2 separate regions of the Homo sapiens genome follow, and region 2 is linked to region 1. Evidence: chromatin loops called from intact Hi-C (ENCODE). Cell type or tissue: Caco-2. All regions are shown on one strand. Each heading gives the region's core, and the rest is flanking DNA. Links, peaks and the distances in the headings are about the cores only.

Region 1 (9,518 bases), core at 877-8,876:
ATTAAAACCGGCCTGCGGCAGGAGCTCCACGCGTGGAATGTGGAAGACAGCGGCTTTCCCAGGCCTTCCTCCTCGTCTCGGTTCACTTGCACTGCTGTAACAAAATTCCTGAGACTGGGTAATTTAGAAGGAGAAGAAACTCATGTTCTCACAGTTCTGGAGTCTGGGAAGTCCAGGTTATGGTGCTCGCAGGGGCAGGGGCTGGTGAGGGCCTGTTTCTCACCAATGGCACAGTCTGTCTTCACGCGGCATAAGAGAGTGGACCCACTACCTCAAGCCCTTTGATAAGGGCCCAGAGCCCATCCGTGAGGCTTCACCCTCAGACTTCCTCCCCCTTGGAAAGGCCTCTCCTCTTCCTAGTATCACACTGGTGATTAAGTTTCAATATCTAAATTTTAGGGGGTATGTTCAGACCACAGCACTCCTCAAATCCAAGCAGGATGTAGCAGAAGACAGAGGAGAAAGACTGGACAGAGCGTCTGTGTCCTGAGCCCGCAGGGGAGCTGCGGGCACCCTCAGGAAGTCCCACAAGGAGCTGTGGGCCAGCCACCATCAGGTGACAGGTGGCAGGAAAGGGGGCTCTAGCCCTGGAGCCCAAGGGCCTGCATGTGAGGAAGACGCTGTCCAATTGCCCCTCAAAACCAGGATCTGTGGAAACAGAAAAAAACATGACAGCAAGGCCTCACATCCCACAAGGACTCTAGTTCCAGGGGTTATGGAGCCTGCATGCCCGGCTTGGGGTTCCAAGGACCTGGCTGTCATTGCGCTGCTGGGTGATGTCAGACACGTGCTGTGCGCTGTCTCTTGCCACCTTCCCTGCAAAGCCATGAAGAAGCGGCGGGCAGAGCGGGCACCCCGCAGTGCCAGGCCCCTCCCCTTTCCTGGGAGCCTGCACTTTCAGGTCTCCCTTCACCGTGAACCGCGAGGCCCCTGGGAGGGCTAAGCGTTTCTGAAAGCAGGTGCTGCATCTTCACGAGGGGCTCAAGTGTGGCCCCCAGTCTAGCAGCACCAAGGTCACCTTGAACTCATCAGAAGTGCCAAGTCTAGGGCTCTACCCCAGAACTGCTGAATCTCAATCGACACTAAGCAACACCTTCCCCCAGGTGGCCATCTCAGGGCTGCTGACATGTGCATACATGCGTATATACATGGATCCACGCATGTGTGTGAATCAACTGGGACCCTGGACAGCTGTTAGAAAACGTGGGTTCTCGTCTTGGTTATAACATGGATTTTCTGGCTGAGTTCGTCCGTTGGCAGTGCTGTAAAGGAATACCTGAGACCGGGTCATTTATAAAGAAAAGAGCTTTATTTGCTTCATGGTTTATTTGGTTCAGGCTGTACAAGAAGCATAGCATTGGCATCTGCCTCTGGTGAGGGCCTCAGGAAGCTCCCAATCATGGTGCAAGATGAAGGGCAGTCAGTGTACCCCACGGCAAGTGGGAGCAAGACAGACGGGGAGGTCCCTGACTCATTTTAACAACCGGATCACGTGTGAACTCAGAATGAGAACTCACTCATTACTGTGAGGAAGGCACCAAACCACTCATGAGGGATCCACCCCCATGACCAAAACACCTTCCACCAGGCCCCACCTCCAACACTGGGGATCACATTTCAGCATGAGATTTGGAGAGGACACACATTCAAACCATATCATTCCACCCCTGACCCCCCAAATCTCATGTTTTTCGCACATTGCAAAATACAACCATCCCTTCTCCCTGGTCCTCTGAAGTCGTGACTTTTTCTAGCATTAACTTAAAAGTCCCAAGTCCAAAGTCGCATCAGAGACTCAAAGCAAATTCCTTCCATCTATAAGCCTGTAAAATAAAAAACAATTTACTTCCCAGATACAATGGTGGTACAGGCATTGAGTAATGATTCCCTTTCCAAAAGGGAGAAACTGGCCAAAAGAAATGGGGGACAGGCCCTGCGCAGTCCGAAACCTAGCAGGATAGACATGAAACCTCAACGCTCCAACATCATCTCCCTGACTGCATGTCCTGCATCCTGGGCACACTGGTGTGAGGGGTGGGCTCCCACGGCCCTGAGCAGCTCTGCCCCTGAGACTTTGCAGGTTGCATCCCCCATGGCTGCTCTCCAGGTTGGACTTGAGTGCCTGTAACTCCTCTAGGCAAGCTGCTGGTGGCTCTACCATCCTAGGGTCTGGAGGGTGGTGGCCTCATTTCCACAGGTCCACTAGGCAGTACCCCAGTGGGGACTCTACGTGGAGGGTCCATCTTACATTTCTGCTCAGCATTGCCCTAGTAATCTCTCTGCAGGGACTCTGGGTGGAAATATAGGTGGAAGCTGCCAAGCCTCCTTCACTTTTGCACTCTGTGCACCTGCAGTCTTAATACCACAAGGAAACCGCCAAGGCTTACAACTTGTGCCCTCCGAAGTGGTGGCCTGAGCTGTACCTGGGGCCCTTTGAGCCAAAGCTGGAGCTGGGGTGCCAGGGATGTGGGGAACACTGTTCTGAGGCTGAGCAGGGTAGCAGAGGCCCTGGGCCTGGCCCACAAAACCTTTCTTTCCTTCTAGGCCTCTGGGACTGTGATGGGAGGGGCTATCCTGAAGACTTCTGAAACGGCTTTGAGGCCCTTTCCCATTGTCTTGGCCATTAGCGCTTGGCTCCCTTTTAGTCATGCAAATCTCTAGGAAGTGGCTGCTTCAGCTCCCTTCAGTTCCTCTCCTGAAAACGCTTTTCCTTCCCTACCACAAGGTTAGGCTGCAAATTTTCCAAATTTTTACACTCTGCTTCCCTTTTAAATGTAAGTGTTAATTTTAAGTCATTTCCTTTTTCCTGTATCTGAACGTAGGCTGGTAGATGCAACCACACCACATCTTGAATGCTTTGCTGCTTAGAAATTTCTTCCACCAGATACCCTAGGTCATCACTCTTAAGTTCAAACTTCCACAGATTCCCAGGACTTGGACACAATGCAGCCCAGCTCTTTGCTGAGGTGTAAAGGGTGATCTTGGCCCCAGTTCCCAATAAGTTCCTCATTTCCACCTGAGACCTCATCATCCTGGACTTCACTGTCTATATTTCTATCAGCATTTTGGTCACAACCAGTTAACAAGTTTCTAAGAAGTTCCAAACTTTCCCCTTGTCTTCCTGTCTTCTTCTGAGCATCTTCAAACTCTTCTACCTCTTCCCATTACTTAGCTCCAAAGCCACTTCCACACCTTCAGGTATCTATCTTTATAGCAACACCCTACTCCTCAGTACCAATTTTGTGTATTAGTCAATTTGCGTTGCTGTAAAGGAATACCTGAGCCTGGGTAATTTACAAAGAAAAGAGGTTTATTTGGCTCACAGTTCGGAAGGCTGTACACGAAGCATAGTGTTGGCATTTGCTTCTGGTGAGGGCTTCAGGAAGCTTCCAATCATGGCAGAAGGTGAAGGGGAGCCAGCATATGTGGCGAGAGGGAGCAAGAGAGGTGGAATTGGGAGGGGAACCCCGACTCTTTTTAATAACCAGGTCTTGCATGAACTCAGAGCGAGAACTCACTCATTAACATGAGAACAGCATCAAACCATTCACAAGGAATCCACCTCCATGACCCAAACACTTCCTACCAGGCCCCACCTCTAACCTTGGGGATCACATTTCAGCATGTGATTCGGAGGGAACACACATCCAAACTATATCACTGGCGACTCTTGGCAGATCACAACTTTGAGCATCACTTTTCTCCTTTGTAGACATGAAAGTTCTGGCTAGCTGTCATTTGGGCTCCTTATCCTTTCTTGCCCCAGTTTGCCAGGGGCTCTCTTGGTCTTAAAATTGCAAGCCACAGCTGGGCGTGGTGGCTCACGCCTGTAATCCCAGCACCTTGGGAAGCCAAAGTCGGGGGATCACCTGAGGTCAGGAGTTCAAGACCAGCCTGGCCAACATGGTGAAACCCCGTCTCTACTAAAAATACAAAAAAATTAGCTGGGCGTGGTGGTGGGCACCTGTAATCCCAGCTACTCAGGAGGCTGAGGCAGGAGAATCGCTTGAACCCAGGAGGCAGAGGTTGCAGTGAGCTGAGATTACGCCATTGCACTCCAGCCCAGGCGACAAGAGCGAAACTCTGTCTCTCTCACACACACACAAAAACAAGAAACAACTGCAAGCCACACATTGAAGGAGCCCTCTGTTTTTGTTTGCCTCCTGGGGCTGCCATAACAAAGTAACCCAGACTGGGTGGCTTACAACAATAGCAACGTATTCTCTTGTTCTGGGGGCCGGAAGTCTGAAACCAAGGTGTTGGGGGGTTGGTTTCTTCTTGGAGGCTCAGAGGGGAATCTGCTCCAGGCCTCTCCTGGCTCCTGGAAGTGCTGGCAGTCCTTGGTATACCAGTCTCTGCCTCTCTGTGTCTACATTTTTTTTTCCTTTTTTTTTTTTGAGACAGAGTCTCACTCTGTTGCCTGGGCTGGAGTGCAGTGGTGCCATCTCGGCTCACTGCAAGCTCCACCTCCCGGGTTCACACCATTCTCCTGCCTCAGCCTCCCGAGTAGCTGGGACTACAGGCACCCGCCACCACGCCCGGCTAATTTTTTTGTATTTTTAGTAGAGACGGGGTTTCACCGTGTTAGCAAGGATGGTCTCGATCTCCTGACCTCATGATCCGCCCGCCTCGGCCTCCCAAAGTGCTGGGATTACAGGCGTGAGCCACCGTGCCCGGCCCCAAATTTATTTTTCTTATAAGGCAGGGATCCCAACCCCCAGGCCATGGACTGGTCTGGTCTGTGGCTTGTTAGGAACTGGGCCATACAGCAGGAGGTGAGCAGGGGGCGAGCAAGCATTACCAGCTGAGCTCTGCCTCCTGTCAGAGCAGCGGTGGCTTCAGATTCTCATGGGAGTACGAACCCTATTATGAACTGTGCGTGCGAGGGACCTAGGTTGCATGCTCCTGATGAGACTCTAACTAATGCCTCATGATCTAAGATGGAACAGTTTCATCCTGAAACCATCCCCTCAACTCCAGTCCGTGGAAAAATTGTCTTCCATGAAACTGGTCCCTGGTGCCAAAAAGGTTGGGGACCACTGTTCTAAGGACACCAGCCATTGGTTTAGGGTCTGCTCTAATCCAGTATGTGCTCACTTTAACTTTGTTCGTTGGTAATGACCCTATTTCCAAATAGAGTCACATTCACAGGTACTGGGAATGAAGACTTCAACATGCCTTTTGCCGGGAGGCAACTCAACCCACAGCCCCCCTCAGTCCAAGTCCCCAGGGGGTGGTGAGTGGCCTGGCCACCTCTGCGGTCCCACAGTCCTGTCACTCCGGCCCGTGCTCCCTCCTAATCTGGACAATAAGAGCCCTGTGCCATTATTGTCCAAGCCAGTGCTTCTCAAAATGCAGCCCCTGAGCTCGCAGCAGCAGCAGCAGCAGCGTCCCTGGAACTTGGAAGACATGCAGATGTCCTGCACCTGACGGGGCCTCTGCAATCAGGGACTGTGCGGGGGAAGCCAGCCTGTGTCAGCGAGCCATCCAGGTCACTCTGATACAAGCCAATATGTGGTAACTGCCGAGCCAGGCGGCTGCGCTGGCTTAGAGCTGTTACTGTCATTCTACAACTTTACAACAATGCCCCAGACACAGAAAAGGTTGCGCCTTGGAACGATTTCTGTTATGGGATAATAAAAATCCCGACGTCAGAGCTAAGGAATGTGACCTTCCGCTGCTCCAGTTGTAACTCCCTGCTGTCCTCCTGCTTGAGCCTTTTAGGGTAAAGTTCAGCACATATCACCCTCGTCAACCGCGCCCCGTAAGGCAGCCACAGAGTCCTGTGCTGATGTACTTGAATTCCTTGCTGATCTGATGATGATGGGAGCAGGAGGGGAGTGGAGGGATATACAGAACGCCAGGCGGCAGCCACGCGGTGCAGGCAGAGGCTCTCTCCTCGCAGGAGCCTGCCAGCTGGCTGTTGTGTTCTTGTAGGGAATAAATCAGGAGGCACAGCTCTGCCCGGGGCTTTCTTGGGCAGTAGGAGGAACTGGGTGAAAGGTCTTGGCTGCTGAGGCCACAATATTTCCCGAATCCTGTGCTATTTCTTGTGAAACTACGAATCCAAGACTGTTTCCTAGATTGTGGCAGATGTGGGACCCGGGGGGACCTTCAGAGTCATCTCCCAGGCGACTCTCTCCTTTGCAGATGAGGAGCTGAGGTCCCACCGCTCAGAAGCTGACTGGGCAGGTCAGCAGCCTCCCTGGCCAGGACACAATCTGCTGCGCTGCCACAGGGTCTGGCTGGGCAGGTGTGGGACTGAGCTCTGGGGACCAATAGTGACACCGCACAGGCAACCTTCAGCATGCTGGACATGAGAACGAGGGCGGGCCTGCAATCCTCGGATCACTGTGTTGGTAGTTCTTAGTAGATCATACTGTTCTTGATGCCTTGGGCCAGACTGGAATGAAATATTTTTTCTCGGATTTGGTAAACTCGTTTGCTGGGGTAAGTCGTGGTGTTCCGTATTGCTTTGGATGTGTAGCCCAGGAATAAGATGGCAGCACTGCAGGATTCCGGAGCCACCCACAGCACCGACTGCTGCTGGAGATACACAATCATGGGCACTCGTGAAGCTGCAGAAACTCACGGGGACCCTGACACCAGGTGAGAGCTCCAGCTGGCAGTCTGAGGTTAGCACACCCGTCCTCAGGACTGTGGCTTGGTGCTTCTATAGCACTTTGGAAACATCCAGGGTTTTCATACTTTTGGCTGTGACAACGATCCCTGGTGAAGGGAAGTTTTAAAATAAAAGAAGATCACAAAATATAAAGGAGTTGCCCAAAGGTTTTTATTAGCTGTAGAGGGGGCCAGGACCGGAATGTTCCAAGTCTTTGTCCCTGACTGGGGATGAAGCTCTGACTGGGGTTCCCTGTGGACAGGCTCATGGGCTATGTCCCAATGTGGTGTGGTGGAAACACAGACTAAGTGGGGGATCAAGTAGCTGCCCCTTGACCTCTCTGGACCTCGGGTTCCATGATCTGAAAACAAGGATGTTAAATTAGATCTGATTCTTTCCAGTTCTAACCCCACAGCAGCTCTCACCTGGCCATTCTGTTGCCCTCTAGGAAGTCATTGAGGTAGGGAGGATGGGCAACACAAAAATTGTTTTTTTTCTTTATATAAAACATCCCCTTCTTGGGGGAGGGTAACGAGGTGGAATGGTTCTGGAATCTCCCAAGGAATGCTTTGAAGGCATCCTGGTTCAAGGATTGCTAGGCAGTGTGGGCAACCGGAGTAACCACAGCATCCAGAGGCTTCTGCGAGCACACACACCTCCTGGAACCTCAGGCTCTGCTGAGGAGGCTCTGGCACAGGGGCAAGGCAGCAGTGTGCACACCTCTTAGACTGGGGCAGCAGCCTGCAGGCACTACAGATATTCCCCTGAGAGCCCAGACCTCTACAAGCATTGCTATGAGGCAGCAGCACATTCTGGGGCATCTGAGTGACTTTCAGACCTCTGGGTACAGCTGCAATCTCAGTCTGTTTGTATTAACAATGGCAGAGGGCACTGAGCAGGAGCAGCCCTTCTTTGTTGGGAGCTGGTGTCAGGTGGACTCAATAACGACAGGTCAAATGGCAGCACAATGCACTGTATACATGGTGGGGAATTTTAATCACACAGCAACAGGTGCAGGCTAAATTCAAAAGAACCTGTCCAGAAGGTGGTGCCCTACAAAGGCGCCTCTGCTCATTCATTCAGCAGCCACACCATCAGGAACTGTGCAGTAAGGACCCCAGGAACCTAATGAGAACACTGGCAAAAACTGTCCAAAAAAATAAACGTTTCCAGAGCTCCGGAAATTAACCAAAGGCTCATAACAATCCAGGGAGTGTTGAAGGAAATTGGCTGAACCTCAGAGCAGTGAGCATTGTGGCATTTTTACTGGCCCTATTCACAGCCCTCCAAACCTCTGCCCCTGAGCTCCCTGGTAGCCTTGAAAGCAACAGCAGCAATCCCCATAAAACTCAGCAGCTTAGCAGCCACAGGAAGGGTCAAGTTGGGGTTGGAGCTCAGTGACCTCATTTGCCTGGTCTGGTGGTTCCACCTGCAAGCTAGCCTGTGACCTGACTCTGAGCTAGGCTCACCCAGCACTTTCTCCCTGGGGACGTTTATCAAAACAATCAGCAGCAATTTAGTTGACACTGGGGCAAACAACAAGCTAACAGAAACTGGAAAATGAGATGCCCACAGGGGGCCTGGGAAGCCATTATGTTTCTGGGGTTACACAAGAGCCTGCAGGCTCCAGGCTGAGTGCTGCTCATGAAATACCTGAATAAGTTGGGTAAGTAGAAGTGCTGACAGCAAAACTCTCCCCCCAACTTTTATACCCAACAAGACTATCCTTGAAAAATAAAGAAGACATTCCCAGATAAACAAAACCCATGATAACCCATTGCTGGCAGACCTGCTCTAGAAGATATACCAAAGGAGCCCTTCAGGCTGAAAGAAAAGGACACTAGACAGTAACTTGAATCCTAATGAGGAGTAATAATGGGCACCTGTAAAGGCAACCACATAAGCATGTAGAAAAGACAACATCAATGTATTTTTTAATTGTAACTTCTTTTCTCTATTTGATTTAAAAGGCAACTTCATAAGCCAATTGTAAGCCTGTGCTGATGGGCATATAATATATAGAAATGTCATTTGCATGACAATAGCAGCACAAATGAGAGAGGAACTGGAGCCAAGCTTTTGTATGCTATTGAAATTAAGTTGGTATGAATCTTAACTAGAGTGTTATAATAAAGTAAGATGTTAACTGTAATTCCCAGGGCAACTGCTAATAACTTAAAATACACACACACACACACACACACACACACACACACAAACTACAAGGAAATTAAAATGGCACAGTAGAAAGTATCTATTTTATAGGCTCTGTGCTAGGAGGAGCTTGGAATCAAAGATGTCTGAGACACTGTCTCCACTCCAGCCAAATCTAGTCGAGTAATACACAACATACACAATACAAGGAACAAAAGTGATGATCAGTTATGACACATGCTGTACCATATGATAAAACATGAGTGCTTGGATAGATTCACAGAGAGGGGTGCTTCAGGCCATCCTAGAAGCCCCTGGGAAGAGACAATGTTGAGATCTGAAGGGTTAGAAGTCTCGGGAAGGGGTGTCCCAGGCAAAGGAAAGAGCCCCAGAAGCCCCCATGGCTAAGAGAGCTTTCTGGCTCTGGAAACTGATCAAGGCCACTAACTAGACAGGGTTGAGCTAAGCAGCAGCAAGGTCACTCTGAGCCTTGAGGCTGGGACACACGGATTTGGCACAATCATCACGGAGGGATTTTAAGCAAAGGAGCAACATGATACTGTTTTTACAAGCTGGCTTTGGCTGAGGTGTAGGGGCTCAGAGGGTGTCCCATTGCAGACCAGGATGCAGTGGAGACAAAAATGGACAAAACACAAGGTAGATTTTTGAAGGCAAGGCCCTTAGGATTTGTTGATGGATCGGATGGGAAGTATGAGGGTAGGGATAAAGAACAGCTCCCAAA
Region 2 (9,518 bases), core at 782-8,781, 91 kb before region 1:
CCTCAGCCTCTCAAGTAGCTGGGATTACAGGTGCCCACTACCACTCCCGACTAGTTTTTGTATTTTTAGTAGAGACGGGGTTTCACTATGTTGGCCAGGATGGTCTTGAACTCCTGACGTCAGGTGATCCGTCCGCCTCAGCCTCCCAAAGTGCTGGGATTACAGGTGTGAGCCACCGCGCCTGGCCTAAAATTTTTATGTTAAATAAATATTAATTTCAAGAAAGGTAAGCCTGGCCGGGCGCGGTGGCTCACGCCTGTAATCCCAACACTATGGGAGGCCGAGGCAGGCAGATCACGAGGTCAGGAGATCAGACCATCCTGGCTAACAGGGCGAAACCCCGTCTCTACTAAAAATACAAAAAATTAGCCGGGCATGGTGGCAGGCGCCTGTAGTCCCAGCTACTTGAGAGGCTGAGGCAGGAGAATGGCAGGAACCCGGGAGGCGAAGCTTGCAGTGAGCCGAGATTGCACCACTGCACTCCAGCCTGGAGGAGAGAGCGAGACTCCGTCTCAAAAACAAAAACAAAAAAAAACAAAAAAAAAAACAAAAAAACTGTAAGACAAACATAATAAATTTCTGTTAAATAACCGACTTAAGCTCAAATGGGATTTAATTTTTGTTGTTGTTGTTTTTGAGACGGAGTCTCGCTCTGTCGCCCACGCTGGAGTGCAATGGCACGATCTCGGCTCACTGCAACCTCCGCCTCCTGGGTTCAAGCAATTCTCCCACCTCAGCCTCCCGAGTAGCTGGGATTACAGGCACCCGCCATCATGCCCCGCTAATTTTTGTAGAAATGGGGTTTCACCATGTTGGCCAGGCTGGTCTTGACCCTCTGACCTCAGGTGATCTGCCCGCCTCGGCCTCCCAAAGTGCTGGGATTACAAGCGTGAGCCACTGTGCCTGGCCAGGATTTAATTTTTTGAAAGCTAGGCTCAGTAGATTTTATTTAAATAAATATTTTACGTTTATTTTAATATCGTCAGCATGAAAATGTAACAGTGTTGAATATTAATGCTACTAAAATTGTAAACCAAAGCAATGTTAATAAAAGTACACTCTAAATGAAATTTTTTATTTTTATAATTTTTTTTTTTTCTTTAGAGACAGAGTCTCTATGTTGTTCAGGCTGGTCTCAAACTCTTGGGTTCAAGTGATTTTCCTGCCTCGGCCTCCCAAAGTGCTGAGATTACAGGTGTGAGCCACCACACCCAGCCTTCTAAATGCAATTTATACCAGGCTTTAAGAAACCACTTTGCCCCAAGCAAATGATCAGGTTTAAATATAGTTTTATATATAATAATAAGTGTTGATTTCTCAAAACTAAAAGGATGACATGTACCCCTCTAATATGAGACCTCTGCTTTGGGTTTTTTGTGTGTTTGTTCATTTTGTTGGTTTTCTTCTCTCTCTTTTTTTTTTTTTTGGCTGCACAAATAAATACTCACTCCTGGGTCAAACTTGAGATAAGTGCATATTGATTTTATTTTTAACTGACATGAGGCCATTTCTGCCCACGCTCTTGATGCTTAGTAAAACATGAACGAGCCTGTTAAAGCAACATGCAGGAGATGGAGAAGTTCGGCCACATGCCCATTGCTTTCCTGCGAGTGGCAGGAGAGTCTTCTGTCACTGGGACCAGAATGTGCCTAGAGGCAGGAAATCTCAACACGACTGTGAGATCAGACCACAATCCACAAAGCGCTGCTGTTTCTCTCAAAGGCAGGTTCTCAGGCTGAGCCGTAGATTTGGAGAAAGCACCCCTCACCCAGCTCCACATCTGTGTGTCTGCGTGCACACGTGTGTAAAACATGGTGTATGTGTTCTCAAACATTCACGAAATTAGAAATGTTGAGAGAGATGAAAATAAATATAAAAATACTGCTGTGATACATTTTTCTTGCCGCACCCACAACTGGACTGTGTACATGGGCCCTCTTTAGGAGACTACTGTTTTAAAGAGTAAATGACAAAATTAAAGTCCTTTTTTTTTTATTCCATGCATATTTTGATAGGCAGGACAGGAAGCTTGAGGCCATGTGGATTTTGTAGTTTTATACAAGAGCATTCTTATTTTTAGTAGAACACCAATGAACATAAAGAGAGAAAACCTTGTTCATATACAATGTGTGGTTCCAAATGTTCTTATTGAAGACTTGAGACCTAGATTGGCATTAGGAATTTTTAATGTAATCATAACTTAAAATTAGTCACCTTGATGGCTGTCTTTGTCAGTGCTCCTCCTGGAGCACACTGACTTCTGTTGCTGTCTTTCTTCCCTTTGCTGCGCCTGGGTTCAGCCTGCTGCCACGAATACGGAGTCAAATTTTGCCTGCACACAGGCCCTCAGAAATCAGCTGGGCCGTTAGAGCCTGGTGCTTTCTGGATTGTTTTTCCCCCAGCTTGAATATGATTGAACATGAATGCCTTGTCAGAGCCGTCATCAGCTGAGGCATTCATAGTACGTAGGGATTTTTTTGGTGTCTTTAAAGAAGTGGTGTTCAGCCCTGGCTGTACACTAGAATCAGCTGGGGAGACTCTGGCAGTATAACCACCAGGCCCAACCCCCAGAAATTTCTGTTATGTTTGGTCTGGGTGGGATCAATGATTCTTAAAGAAAGAAAGAAAGAAAGAAAGAACGTTGCTCTGGCCCAGGTGATGCTGATTTGCAGTCAGGATTGGAAGTCACAGCTTTAAAGCATGGTCTTCCCCGTATTTGCTGAGGGCCTCTGAAACAGTGGCCCTGGGTTCTGCTTCCTATCAAGGGGCTGCATGTGTGTCCTGGGGCAAGTGGTGGTAAGCTTTGATTCCTAAGCCCTGATTTCTGATTTCTCTTTCTTTCCCCCATTAGAAGGATGAGATTATAAACACAGCTCCCTTCCTAAACATTAGGATCTCTCTTTTAGAGCAGTCAGCCTTTGAATATATACCAAGAACGGGGAAAGAATTCCAGTCATTCACAAAAAGGTTTCAAATGCTAAAAATGTTTCAAATGCTGCTTGGCAGTGATGTCACTGTCCTTCTCTTTCCAGTGAGTGTTGCAGAGAGCTGCTGGACACAGTGGATAACTACGCCGTCCTCCAGCTGGATATAGTGTGGTGTTACTTCCGCCTGGAACAGCTGGAATGCCTTGATGATGCAGAAAAAAAATTAAACTTGGCCCAGAAATGCTTTAAAAATTGTTACGGAGAAAATCATCAGAGACTGGTCCACATAAAAGTATGTTCCTGGAATTCATCTTATGTCTCGTTGAGTCCATTTCTAGCATTTGTGTTTATTCCTGTTAAAGTATTTGAACTACTGCCAGAAGGTAATTTCATTTTGATAGTAGTATGCAGTATAGTCTTTTTAAACTATATATTTATAAAGTGTTCAATGTTTTACAAATCTGGCTGTCTCTCTTACTTAGCGTGTGAGCATTTAGCCCAAAGGAACATGGTTTGCTAGTCATAGAACCCCATCAGTGATCACCCTGACCAGGAGAGAGCTGCTGACTTCTTTATATCGGTAGAGTCTAATTTGCAAGATGTAAATGCAGAAAATAGACATTTCAGCAGTAATGGTTTACGTGAATGAGTCACAGCTCAAGAGCTGTGGCTCGAGTAAGGATTTTTCTGATTTCCCCAAGTCATCAAAATCCTGCTGATGCAGACTCTCTGATACCTGGTTTGGATTTCTGCATACTTCTCTGCTGACCAGAAGGGCCACTGTGCTGCATGTCTGGAGGCTGGTGCCCTGACACTGACTCTCCTGTGTGGCATGAGGAATGTTATCATACCACAGGGGATGGGGAAGAGGGGGCTTCACTTTTGCCGTCAGTCATAGTGAAGCCATGGACATTTTAATACCTATCATGTTGCCCCTCTGGAGACCAAGGGAATGACAGAGATGAGTATTATAGACCTGTAATTAGAAATAAGGCAATTTTATCCTTTTTTTCTTCAATAATTTTAGGGAAATTGTGGGAAAGAGAAGGTACTGTTTCTAAGACTCTACTTACTTCAAGGGATCCGAAACTATCACAGTGGAAATGATGTAGAGGCTTATGAGTATCTTAACAAGGTAAGAAAAGTAAAGTTGTAACCAATTTTCACCTCCTTTTAAAAAACATTCCCAGAAGTTAAGGATTTTAACTTAGTAGTTTGTGACTTGTGAGAAACATGCCTGTGCTTTCTCCGTGCACAGGAGATGTTGAACCAGAAACATATTTGTATATGTTAGAGTACAGCCAGATGCTGTAATGAGACTTCAAAAAGACAGTGACTTTAATTGGATAGAAGTTTATGGCTCACTCATCTTGCCGTCTAGAGGTGAGCCAGGCCGGAGCAGTGAGCAGCCCGCCAGCCTCAGCGAGGCGTCCTAGGTTGCTCCTGTCAGTGCCTCTTCCAGCCAGCAGAGGGGGCAAGAGAGAGTCCAGAGCAGGCCACTGGAGAGATGACCCCGCAGCTGCACCCAGCGCTGTGGCTGCATGCCATTGACTTCGACTTCACTACCTGGCTACACCCAGCTGCAAGGGAGGGTGAGAAATGCCACGTGCACAGCTGAAATTCGGGGGCTTTTGTTGCAAAAACAAAGTGGTTACCAGTCACTTCTGCAACACCCAGCCTCTTACCTCGTGTTGTGCTGTGGCTAAGTTATGTGAGTAGAGGTAGTGTTGGTCTGTTTCCATTTGTACTTGTTAATAACAGGCCTAGTTTAGAGATTTTATCCAAAATCTGATGCCTTTTAATTCACATTGGATACAATCTAATTTCTTTTAGGCTTTCACTTTGTATTAAGCTTTAAGTATTGCCGTGGTTACATGATTCTTACATTTCCCTGTCTCTAGGCACGTCAGCTCTTTAAAGAGCTATATATTGATCCATCAAAAGTGGACAATTTGTTGCAGTTGGGGTTTACTGCCCAGGAAGCCCGGCTTGGCCTGAGGGCGTGTGATGGGAACGTGGATCATGCGGCCACTCATATTACCAACCGCAGAGAGGTACCCACTTTCACATGCCCTAGCTCTCTTGGGTATGAAAGAACAAAAAAAGATAATCCCACAGGAGTGTTAATAACCAGGAACTCTTTATTACTCCAGATTGGGAAGGAAGGAGAAACTTGTCCTTTTTTTTTTCTTGAGACAGAGTCTCACTTTGTCATCCAGGCTGGAGTGCAGTGGCACGATCTTGGCTCACTGCAAGCTCCGCCTCCCGGGTTCAAGCAATTCTCGTGCCTCAGCCTCCTGAGTAGCTGGGATTACAGGTGTGTGCCACCACACCTGGCTAATTTTTGTATTTTTAGTAAAGATGGGGTTTCACCATGTTGGCCAGGCTGTTCTCAAACTCCTGACCTCAAGTGATGCGCCCACCTCAGTTTCCCAAAGTCCTGGGATTACAGGTGTGAGCCACCGCGCCTGGCCGAAACTTGTCTTTTTCAATTGGATCATTTTTCACATGCTGCAGTCTCCTTAGTTTTGTTTCCTGCTGTGGTGGCAAACGGTCCCCTCTCTCTCTTTCTTTAACACCATAGTGTATTTCTGGAAGTCATTTTAAAAACAAAATTGTTTTTTCATGAGGTCATTATTAAAGTTGGGGATTGCATCCTTGCCTAGAAACATAAGTCAAATCATAGAAACAAGTTGTATTATATTATGAAAGCACAGGTTAAAAAACTATAATCATTTGAAACAATTAAGTACATTAAAGAAAACCTTAGAATTTTGGAGTTGGAAGCATCCTTATTCTATCCAATATGTTCTGCAGTGAAAGAACTGAGGTCTAGAGGGCGGTCATGGTGGAATATTAGCAGGAGAGCCATTTTTCTTCTTGCCAAAACAAGAAGTTGGTACTAGATTATCTCACAGGTCCTTTCTAGCTGTAAACTCCAGCCATAGAAGTCTCTAGAATCTTCACATGTATGTTACCTCGTTTCCCTTTTTGCTAAACACTAGGATAATCCTGAAGGAAAAAAGCAGCCTCAGGGGTATTTGGATGGGAGCAGGAAAGCCCCGTGGTTGTTTGCCTACCTGATGCCAGAGAGGGAGTGGATTCGTGGGTTCATTCCGTGGTGAGCAGTCACAGGGTTTCTCCTTTTACAACACCAGCTGTGGTCATTACCTTTCTCTCTTGCCTAGTCCAATCGTGGTCCTTTGGGTCTTGCTATAGAAGTCAATGAGTAGGTAAAGGCAGAGACTTTGAAAAGCTGAGTTCTTTTTTTTTTTTTTATTCCAGAGTCTCACTCTGTCACCCAGGCTGGAGTGCAGTGGCGTGATCACTGCAACCTCTGCCTCCCAGGTTCAAGTGATTCTTCTGCCTTAGCCTTCTAAGTAGCTGGAATTACAGGTGCCCACCACCACGCCCAGCTTTACTTTTTGTATTTTTAGTAGAGATGGGGTTTTACCAATTTGGCCAGGCTGGTCTCGAACTCCTGACCTCAAGTGATCCTCCCGCCTTGGCCTCCCAAAGTGCTGGGATCACAGGTGTGAGCCACTGCGACCAGCTGAAAAGTTGAGTTCTGTGTGTTTGAGTTTTACATGGTCTAATTCAGTACTAACAGAAAAATGAACATTGCTGATACTGATTTATTGCTTTACTATTACTCCACTACCAGTAAGAATTTATTATTTTTATTTTTATTTATTTTTTCCTTTAATTTTATTTTATTATTATTATACTTTTAAGTTTTAGGGTACATGTGCACAATGTGCAGGTTAGTTACATATGTATACATGTGCCATGCTGGTGCGCTGCACCCATTAACTCGTCATTTAGCATTAGGTATATCTCCTAAAGCTATCCCTCCCCCCTCCCCCCACCCCACAACAGTCCCCAGAGTGTGATGTCCCCCTTCCTGTGTCCACGTGTTCTCATTGTTCAATTCCCACCTGTGAGTGAGAATATGCGGTGTTTGGTTTTTTGTTCTTGCGATAGTTTACTGAGAATGAAGTAAGATTTTATTAGCATCTGGAAAGCTAGTGTTTTAAAATGAGATCATTTGGAAAACAGTTCTCATCACTGTATAAGACTATAGTTCATAAAACATTGTCACACTCATGTCATTCACTTCTGCCTGTGACCAGCCGAGAGGCCACAGGACAGGTACTTCTCATCTTACACATGGGAAGAGCTGTTGCTCAGAGGTGGTCTTTTAAAGTATAGTGGAGTCATATCACTTGTACATTTCTGAAGTTAAAAGCCCTTGGAGAAAATGCAAATAAAAAAACCAGTGTATATAGTGCAGTTGATCCTTCTCCCTCTTCCACCCAACAGATGTTGTTAGTTACGATGCCTTTGGCTGAAAGCAACAACAACAACAAAAAACCCAAAATGGCCTAAACATCAAAACAAGGGATGTGGTGGGATTTATTGGCCGTTTACTTGTAAAAAGTCCAGAAGTAGGATAGGTCTCAGGGTTAGGTGATTCATTCAGTGGCTTACTGATGTCACTGAGGACCTGAGGTCTGTCTTTTACCCCCACCCCCCACCCCATGTCATCAGTGTCATCCAGTCACAACAAGGGCCATAATCTGTGTCCCAGAATCCTCAGGGAAAATCCTGAGCTTCTTGTGATTGGGCAGCCTTGAACCTGTCACTGAGGCTGGAGGAACGCCAAGACTGGCTCAGGCCTGTGGCAAGAGATAGAGGGTTGCCACCTTAGCCCATTCAGGGGCCACCTGGGGAGCTGGAGCAGCCTCCCACACCTCAGGGAGGGGTAGAATGGGTGCTGGAAAGACAAAAACAATGTCCCACAGAAAGTGAGCTCCTATCGGAGCTTTAGATGAGCAAGAGAAATCTGCTGCCCTCGGAGTTCCAACGTTCTAGGTATGAGCATCTGACTGAGCTGAATGTAAAACAATTCGTTCATGTTTTTGTTTGAGACAGAGCCTTGCTCTCTTGTCCAGGCTGGAGGGCAGTGGCGTGATTATGGCTCACTGCAACCTTGATCTCCCGGGCTCCAATGATCCTCCTGCCAAGAGCTCTCGGCTGATTTTTATTTTTTTGTAGAAATGGGGTCTCACCATGTTGCCCAGGCCAGTCTCAAAACTCCTGGGTTCAAGCAGTCCTCCCACCTTGGCCTCCCAAGGTGCTGGGATTACAGGTGTGAGCCACTGCACCCAGCCTTTAATACATAATTATTAAAAGTTTATATTTTTTGTGCAATATGGCCCTGAGTACAGACCAGTTTCTCATCTGAGAAAAGCAACAGCTGTAGAAACGGAGCTCACAGATCATGCTTCGGCATGGCCAGGCCGTGAGACGTAGCCTTCCTAAGAGGCCATCCCAGCTTGTTGTGACCATACAGTGCCTCTCTCTTGAGATCTGATTCTACTTAACTGTAGCCACTTCAGTGCAGTACTCACTGTCATTGATTTGATCTACTTTATCTTTCTAACTCATCTTAGTATAAAGAGAAATTTCAGAAAATAATGTTCTCACATGTGTTTACATGATTAAAAGGAAACAGACTAAGACATTTGTAATGAAAGGAAGTATTCTTCGAAGCTCCCAGTTGGTGTGAGGTCTGTGTTAGGTAATGCCCAGGTCCGCTGGCTGGCAGCGTCCTTCTCTGTGCTTGGATGTTAGGTGCGCTTCTTAGCCTTTTGGAATATAAATGGAAGAAACTGTATTGAAAGCAGAGGATGGGGCCAGTAAAGGCATTTTACATGGAGTATGTGTAAATAAAAGTGCAAATGTGAGTGGTATGAAAGACTCCTGCTGGCATGTGTGGTTGGGGTGGTGTGGCAGGATAAGGTCAGTTTCGAAGCATTGTTGGGGCCAGGGAGTGGGGGCCCTGAGTAGCAGAATAAGGAGCTGGTGCCTCAGTGTGGGGAGGTGGTCAGGAGCTGCTGCGGGCTTTCAGGTAGGTGACTGGAATGACGGAGCCTGCTGCCCTGTGCAGCGGGGCTGGAGCTGGGGGAGACTGGCCACTGAGAGGTAGAGCACGTAATGGGGGCATGAGACAGGCCTGGTGCAGCTGAAGGGGAAGCAAAGGGAGCTGGCGCTGTGGGCACTCCAGGGCCACACCAGGAGGTTCTCCTGTGATAGAGACAGGCCATGAGTCTACAGATGTCTTCATCCCTGGAGATGTTTCCAGCAGCCACTCTGTTCTGCCTGCTCCTACTGTGGGGCCTGTGGAGTCTGGTTCCACAATGATGATGCTTTTGTTTTCCTAAGAGATGAGGCCGCTTTCCTGCTGTGGGGAAAATGCAGGGAGGCGCCTGTTGCCTGGGCTGGGCAGGAGGCAGGATCAGGTCTCTGGAAGGAAGGAGTCTGTTTTCTCCCCCGTCCTCGCTGCTGCTGATGGTGGGGCTGGTCTCCCTGGGAGAATGTAGCAAGTCACTTAACTTTGTTGAAAGCTTTCTGTCTCCTTGTTGGGAAAATAATGAGGTTGGATTAAATTCCTGGTTTTCAAACTTGCTTTGTTGTTGTTGTTTTTAAGCAGCAAAATCCCCTTTTTAAATGACATTTTTATGGGGATACTAGTTTACAAAATAAATTGGGAACTCTCCTGATTGGCCCTGGGTGGGAGAGGTGAAG

Evidence for each region. Peaks named below come from ENCODE experiments on the same cell type or tissue, not always from the same donor. Only the 100,000 strongest peaks of a DNase experiment are listed, where the experiment ranks them.
Region 2: it touches region 1 in a loop (5-fold over the local background); 10 of 110 quality-filtered maps call a loop at or near these places.

Annotation. Positions count from the first base shown.
Region 1 is chr7:151,454,405-151,463,922 of GRCh38, forward strand. No RefSeq gene overlaps it. Among named protein-coding and RNA genes, the nearest start is that of CRYGN, 19 kb to the left of the region's middle. RefSeq lists enhancers at 1,674-2,546, 2,547-3,419, 4,144-4,812, 6,150-6,817, 7,918-8,469. In Caco-2, for the core only: no CTCF peak of the experiment used is centred there; DNase peaks (open chromatin) are centred at 5,697 and 6,227; H3K4me3 peaks cover 1,123 bases.
Region 2 is chr7:151,363,907-151,373,424 of GRCh38, forward strand. NUB1 (negative regulator of ubiquitin like proteins 1) reads left to right here. Exons shown (of 15, transcript NM_001243351.2): 9 at 3,033-3,219; 10 at 3,955-4,062; 11 at 4,829-4,981. It also overlaps a transcript of WDR86 not described here. Among named protein-coding and RNA genes, the nearest start is that of NUB1, 27 kb to the left of the region's middle. In Caco-2, for the core only: a CTCF peak has its summit at 4,386 (motif pointing right); a DNase peak (open chromatin) is centred at 4,425.